Linked DNA regions of Homo sapiens: region 2 is linked to region 1. A link is a loop called in an ENCODE intact Hi-C map of the cell type or tissue named here. Cell type or tissue: heart right ventricle. All regions are shown on one strand.

Region 1 (4,000 bases):
ATCTTCCACCACATCCAATTGTTAACAATGCAAGCTAACCTGAACGGCGAAATCAAAGTCAACTATGCAACCTCAAATTGAATGTCTTGCTGTATCCTTCTACAAGAAGAAATTTTTGCTTGTAAAAGTTCCTGGTCAGGTCAGTGAGGGAAGAAAGGAAACTGGCAGAGAGGGAGTCAGAGAGAAGAGAAAGAACAAACAAATGACCAATCGTCCCATTTACCAAATGCAAGGGCACAATCTAGACTGTTTCCAGTATTGAAGACCATTGCCTGGATACGTTTACTGTGCAAATAAGTGGAGATATAAAAAGAAAAATATTAGATTGGTGAAAAAGTAATCGCACCAACATAATGTTTGCAATTACTTTTGCACCAACCTAATAATTAAGAAAATATTTATAAGCTTAGAGTATGTGATTGCTATTCTTACTGCCACTACCAACAACTCATTCCTACTAATCCATTGCTTTCCAGAACAGTGATTTTATACTTTTTAAATGAGAGTGCAAGTAAGAAGGAGCAAAAATTTCCACAATCCAAAATCTCCTTTTCCCCACTTTTCTCTGAAAAAGATATCAGTGACACACAAAGAAATGTCATGTCCAAAGAAATTTTTGGAGAGATAATGTTAAAACTTTCTTCATAATGAGATAAGGATGCTGAACAATTTTGCCGTCACACACACATGTTTAAGAGCACTTAATGCAAATTGATAAAATCACATTATGGATTAACCAAGTCAAAGTGCTTAACTTGAAAATGATTAGAGTGTACTATTTAATTTTTTTAAATGGAGAGCTGCCATTTTAAACCCCAACTTAGGAGAATATTGATACAAACAAGAGCCAAGCGTCCTACAACTGCAGGGTTTCCTCCCTGGCATTGACTAGGAAGCTGCGTTGTCCCCCAGCAGTGAAGTAGGTGGACTTTATGGAAGGTTTGTTAATTGGAGTCCTCTATGAACTCCACAAAAGTGCTAATTTTAGTTCAGGAATAATACATTTTAATAAACCTTAATAACTCAGTGATTCAGTTTCAAATGTATGGGCTGAATAGCCCTTATCCTACAGAAAAAGAACATCAGTGGAATGAAGTTATTTGCTGAAAACCATACTAAAGGGGTGAGTTGACAATATTTTTCTTGATTAAGAGAAGCTGTGTAGACAACCATGAGACTGTCACTGTACTTTGGGGCAGGATCTGCAATCAAAACTATACTGAATAGGAAACATAATGCATCATATTCCTCCCATGCATCTAGCACAACTAATACATTATTTTATGAAGTCACAATCTGGAAATCAGTCTTCAGAAAAAATTCCATACCCATCCGATTGCTTTAAGATTTTAAGTTTTTCCTGGACAGAGAAAGGAAGTTCTGGAAGGAACACTCTGGTCATTCAAGGCTTTGCCCTGCCCTGTAGTGGAAGCCAGACCTTGGGCCAGGGCTTTCCCTCCAGTCCTTAGTGCGGTCTGCTTGTTTAAAGGAAATTTGAATTACAAGAAGGGCCAGGCAGGAGTCAGAAAACAAAAACAAATAGCAAAACCAAAAAGCAAATAGCACATCAGTTTTTGAGTGTGCTGGTGAAAGGCACAAGGACGAGAAGTGTAGGGGGCAGAGAACACTGGAGCAGCTCCGGGATAGCAGCTCCGAGGAGCACCCAGAGAAATGTGGTGACTTGGAGGCTGATTCACAGCCTTCTGTCCCCAAGGGTACAGAAGGTGAAGCCAAAGAGAGATGGCTTATTAGTTAGAAGAATACAAGTAACATTGTCTTTTGCTTTTACCCAATTGTCTGAGAGAGAATTTTATGATAAATAGTTTTCTTAGGGGGAAATTGATGTGACGGAGGTTGTGTTTCACACATTTCCAGCCCAGTTGTGCTCACTTGAAAATTCAAAGCAGGAGCAGAAGGCAGTTCCAAGACCCCAGTGAGAGGAAGAGGGGCTCACTTTTCAAAGCCTGAGCCTTTGTGAGCAGTGGAGGTGGGGACAGGGGCACAGAGGGAGGGAAGGAAAACAAGCATCATCCTAGCAAAGACATAAGAAGAAACAAGGGGGAAAGAAATTTAACAGCTGCTGTTAAATTACACACAGAAGTGTGAAATATGGGGGAAAGCGAGCAATGTCTGAAGAACATTTTTGGAAATTTGAGATGTGTGAATGACTATGTCACCCCCTGATTCATCACTTGAAGAAGATCTAAAATAAATGGATAGATTATTTTCCAAGAACATTAACTTTAGATGATGATGTCTTTAGTGTGATGTTGAGCTGAGACTGACCCTGGGGAGACCCGGCTTTGCAGAGCCTACACACGTGTTCATTGATGAAGCTTCCATAAAGAAACGTTCTCAAGCGTAGTCATGGCCGCCCATGTCTATCCTTCATCTCTCCCCAGGTCAACCAGCCGCTCCAGATGCCCTTATTTTGTTGATGGTAGCACTAATTTTCTAGCAAAGAAACCATGTCAGCAGCTTCCTGATTGTCCTGAGCTTGCCATCTTATTAGTCCTATTGCCAGCAGGGGAGGGGAGAGAGTTTGTGATGATTTCACATTGAATAAGTATGGTGTTGGAATTTATAATCAACATTAATCATCTTTAGTAATGCTGACTGTCCTCTGAAATGCAATTTCCTCAGGTAGTGTGTTCATGGAATACTGCTACGGTGTCATATTATTACACACATCCTTATATGTAGCAATTTTAACAAATTACATTAACATAAGAATATTTGTTAATTATGCTATAAGTTAAATCTTTTAAATAAGTGTGTCAAATGTCTTATCCCTGAGCTGAAAGTGCTCCCATTATCCAAATGGTCATGACTTTGCAGATGATTCCAAGTATTCTTTAGGGATTGCATCACTGTAACCTTATGTATCCATTCATGGTACAGTTGTGAGAAGTAACTCTCTTGGTTTTATGCAACTATATTTATTATCTTAAGGTTTATTTTTGAATTCCTATGCCCTATTATTTAACCTCTGTCTCTTTTGCTTCCTTTTATTCATCACAGTTTTATTTTTTATCTTCTTTCAGGAACTCCCTAGCAATTTGGTCTTACATCTCTCTTTTCTTTGATAGGTTCCTGTATTTTCTATCTCACTAGCAGTCACAATTTGTGGACTTGGGAATTATGTCCTTCTACAATTCCTGTAATGATCACATGCCTGCTGTTTTCGAGTCAGAATCAATGTTTTCTGGCTAAATATTATTGCACATGTCAGAAGTTCTTAAGTTGGTATATACCGTCATACAAACAGCAATGACCAAGAATTCAAAACGCCCAAGTTTTATGCCTGACCTTACCCATGAGCCCTTGTGTGAGCTGCTACGGACATGGTGTCATCAGCTGTGGGATGAGAATAGTCACATTTACCTCACTCCTCTTACACATCTGTCGTTAGAGACTTTTTATGGCGATGTAAGCTTGCTGATCAATCAATAATTGTTTCACAATCTGTATTACTGGCTTACGGTTGAAACCTATCTGGATTTAGGAGAAGCGAGAAACCAGAAGTGATACAGAAACTGAGAAAAAAAAGAAAAAAAAAAAACAACTTGCATTTGGCAAATAGTCACAAGCACACTTCTCAAACATAAAAACATCAATGTAGGTATTTTCTGTGCAAAACTAAATATGTAAAAAAATAAAAAAGAAAGTTAAAATAGGTAAATGGATAAGTGGCAGAATCTTTTCTACTTGAAGACAAATGGACTTTTTTTTCATTATAGAAGTCATTGTGATTATAAGAAAAGTGATCTAAAATGTATTAACAGAAATGCCAGTTTTTTTCTTCATTTCATTATCTGAGTCAAACACATTCTCTTTACATTTTAGAGGTGAGTTTGATTCCTAAAGCATATTCTGCTCCAAATTGTATTCTACTTATTTGCAACCTAGAAACTCATTTATTAATTCCTACAGAATAATGATGTTAAAAGTTTTTATAAAGAAGCTATAAAATTGTCAAGAATAGACAATCATTTTGAGA
Region 2 (4,000 bases), 90 kb after region 1:
TAGCTAACCATCATCTAATTTCTATGCTAAGTAATTATGAATGAGTTTGTTGTAAAGTTCAAATAGCAATAGATAGAGAAGAACAATGAGTTATCAAATTATTACAAAAAAATGAAAATTTATGACATGGCTTTATAGGATGAATTAATTGCTTCTACAAATCTGTTCTTGCCCAATACTGATTTCTCCAAATGTTAGCCATATTCAGATGGATACTATTGATATCAATGTTACACTAAATGTAGATGCTCAAACAGATATGGTTGTTTTGTTGTAAAAGAACCTTGGCCGAGGGACATGGATAGTAGTAAAAAAGCTAAACTTTCCCAAAGAGAGGCCTGTGCTTTGCCTTTGCCACCCAGGAGGTCATCTCTAAGCTCTCAGAATGTCCTGTCTGATAAAAGTGTCTTTTGTACCTGGGAGTCTTGGTCCACACCAGATTGTCTAACAGTGTGATTTTGGGTGTTGCTTTGGGCCATGCAGTGTCACCTCAATGTTGGGAGGGGTTGGACTCTAAAGATGAGCCAAGCAGGTGTTTGTCGATGATGTGTATGTGGCCACTCTAGACACAAGGCTTGGGACCTTCTTTGGTTGGCAGCGCTCCACGTAAATCATACCCATCATTTCTTGGAGACAGCACTGCCCACAATCCCACTGGCAGAGGGCGGCTGCATACCTGGGAATCTCCTGGACTCTGCTCCATGCACCTCTTCCCTTGGCTGAGTTCAATTCATATAATTCTGCTGTAATAAACTGTAACTGCGAGTATCACAGCTTCCAGTGAGTTATGTGAGTCCTTCTAGGAAATTATCAAGCCTGAGTGTGGTATTGGTGACTCCTTAACTTCACAGAAGTATGCATAATTACGTATGGAGTACTGCTGCCAAAAAACACATACTTGAATCTAATTATGAGAAATAATTGACAGATCCTGAATGTGGAACGTTTTATAAAAACAATTAGCTGGAACTCTTAATTATGCCAAAAATCTGAAATGAATAAACCAAAGAGGTGGAAAGATTTTTTCTAGTATAAAGAGTTATAACACTCAGAAAACTGCTTCTCCTAACCACAGAATAAAAGTCTTTCTGTTCAGATAGTTTAGGCCAATGTAGGTCACATGCCCACCCTTGGACCAATCAGATACACCAAGGGATGGCTGTGCATTGCCTGGCATAGGCCTGAGTTTATGAACCACTCCTGGTAGAGTTCATGAGGTTGCTCTGGTTTGCTCAGCCTATGCAGAGACTACCCTGGGAATTGAGGCTGGGGTCATGTTTCCTTATCACATACACTATAAGGAGGAAAAGAGCATAGGCAACACCTCTATCCAAGGCATACCCACACTTTATTCTGATTTTAGGTTCAAACATACAGAAACAGCCAATGTCCACCTACTTCTAAAACTCAAGTGACACTACAAACATAGAGGTATGTTATGGTACTTGGACTCCAACCACAGAGACCAAGTTTTAATATAGGTCAACATAAACCAAATGCTATTGCGACAACGAAAGATGAATAATAGCTATTTAAAAATCATTAATTAACATGGCTTGGCAACAGACACTTTTTGTCTAAGATACCACTAATATTGATTAAAAATATCTGTAGCCCCTGGTAGCATGCTTCACCATGGGTAATCTTCTCCCTCCGTTTCACTCATATATATATATATTTTTTCCTAACAGTTGGCAGGTAAGAGCAAGTTTGAGATATGTTTCAAATTTCTAGGTCCAATTTAGCCAAGAAATATCTAATTCATTTTCTTGCATCAATTTCTTTAAAAGTCGTACTCCCTTGAATCCTTTTTTTTTTTTTTTTAAGATACAGGGTCTCTGTCACCCAGGCTACTGGAATGCAGTGTTGCCATCAAAGCTCACTACAGCCTTGAACCCTTGGGTTCAAGTGATTCTCCCACCTCGGCCTTCAGAGAAGCTGGGACTGACTACAGGCATGAGCCACCATGTCTGGCTATTTTATTTTATTGGTAGAGATGAGGTCTTACTATGTTGTCCAGGCTGGTCTTAAACTCCTGGCCTTAAGCAATCCTGCAAACTCGGTCTCCCAAAATGCTGGGATTACAGGCTTGAGCCAGCGTGGCCAGCCCCCTTCTATTTTTAAAATTGGTTTTAGAATCCTAGAATTTTAGCATTAGAGGTCATCATAATGACTATAACAAATCAGGATATGGGCAAAACACAAGTCAAATCAATCGTATACCATTCTACTGGCATCAGAGGCTAAGTGTAGCCTTCTCCATGAACAAAACCTGAGAGGTGGTTCACAGAGTAGGAATTTACTCAGGTTTGCCCTGGGCCATGGCCTGCCAGGGTAACTAGAAATTAATCTAAACCTCAGTGGTGGGGTTTAATCTGGCCATAATTTTCTTTCAGCCTACAAGACAGTCTTGATGGTTGCTGTTCTTTTATTTCTCTTCATGCAACATAGAGTTTGACAGTTTAATTGATCCATCTGTATTTCTTAGGTCAAAGAGATATTCCATTGCTAGAACATTTTTTAGAAGTTTTAATACACATTTCTATATTGCTTTCTTACCTTGACCCTCCACCCTACGATCTGTTCTTTTACACAAAAAATGAATACGTGAATTAAAATTTTGATTAACAAACCAACAAATAGTAAAACACTAGCTTTTCTTAGGCAACAGATGGTGCAATCCTTGTAAGACTGCTTTCCTGGGCTGTGAACTCAGGACTTGCCTGTGGACAGGCTGGGCTTTTGACTGTAGAATTATTTACTCCGAAATGACATGCACGCACGGGCTTGTTCCACTTCCCTTCAGCCACATTTTATTTACCTCACTCTTTGCAGCATATAATATGGCATGATGGAATTCCAAAGAATACCTATCTCTGTATAGCCTGCAATAAATTTTCGTGAGGCATCATTCTGAAAAGATAAATGTATATGCTGATAACACTGTAAATGTGCAGTGCCCAAGAAACAGATTGGAGGCTTGGATTTCGCATATGTGTTGTCACATGTATGATATTTCCTGATTTGTTATGGTCATGAAGATGACCTCTGATTCTAAAATTTGATGATTTCAAAAAATAATAGAAGAAAATAGAAGTGATTTAAGAGAGTATAACTTTTTAAAAATTGGGTGAAAATAAATAGATTAGATGTTTCTAATGTTTAGGTTGGACCCAGAAATTAAAAACACATCTGAAACAAAATAATATTAAAAACAAAAGTAAAAGTAGGAATTAGAAATGCACATTAAAATAAACTAGGAACATCTTAGTTTAAAGAATTCAAATATATGATTGGGAAATACTAAAAAAAACCATCAGATGATTAGCAAATTAATATAAAGTTTTAAATTACATGAACCTAGGACTACAGCCAGGAACGATGCAGTTGCCACATGGGGTGAAATGCTGAGATCAGAAATGATAGATTTGTTGCCAGCTGAAACAACTCCAATAGCTTTTTAAAATTTTGTGATACTCACTTAATAATATAAAAATAAAAATGACTATTATTTTGAAACATTTTATTAGAAATAAATTGTTAGTAATGCTACTATTTTGAGTAATTATGGCTCTGATTAGCCCAGAAGAAAATATACACACTAAACTGGTTTTATTTTTAACGATGAAAAATGTTTTTTTGTTAAGATAAAAAGTTTAAAGTCATCAAGCTTTAAAATATTGTCTGAAATTCAAACATTAGGAAAACAGACTAAAATACACCATGAAAGTGGCTCATTTTCTTTTATTGGGGGATTATACATTCTCTATAAATCCTCAAAATACAAGTAAATGTCAATTTGTAATAGTTCTTTGCTACAAAATGGAAGACTGGTCATAAAAGAAAATGAAACACAGATATCTAGCGTTTCCAGGGGAACACTTGAGTAATATGATGAATAATGTTAGTGAAATCCATTCTGGGAAGCATTTTTGTAACCTGATTTTCTCAGTAAACATAAAACATTGACATCTCCATCTGACAAACGCTCATATCAATG

What was found. Peaks named below come from ENCODE experiments on the same cell type or tissue, not always from the same donor. Only the 100,000 strongest peaks of a DNase experiment are listed, where the experiment ranks them.
Region 2: a loop joins it to region 1, with 2.1 times the contacts of the local background. A loop is called at or near these places in 3 of 110 quality-filtered maps.

What each region holds. Positions count from the first base shown.
Region 1 is chr10:4,622,842-4,626,841 of GRCh38, reverse strand. No RefSeq gene overlaps it. Among named protein-coding and RNA genes, the nearest start is that of LINC00705, 31 kb to the left of the region's middle. In heart right ventricle, no CTCF peak of the experiment used is centred here; no DNase peak of the experiment used is centred here; H3K27ac peaks cover 374 bases.
Region 2 is chr10:4,532,561-4,536,560 of GRCh38, reverse strand. No RefSeq gene overlaps it. Among named protein-coding and RNA genes, the nearest start is that of LINC00705, 120 kb to the left of the region's middle. In heart right ventricle, no CTCF peak of the experiment used is centred here; no DNase peak of the experiment used is centred here.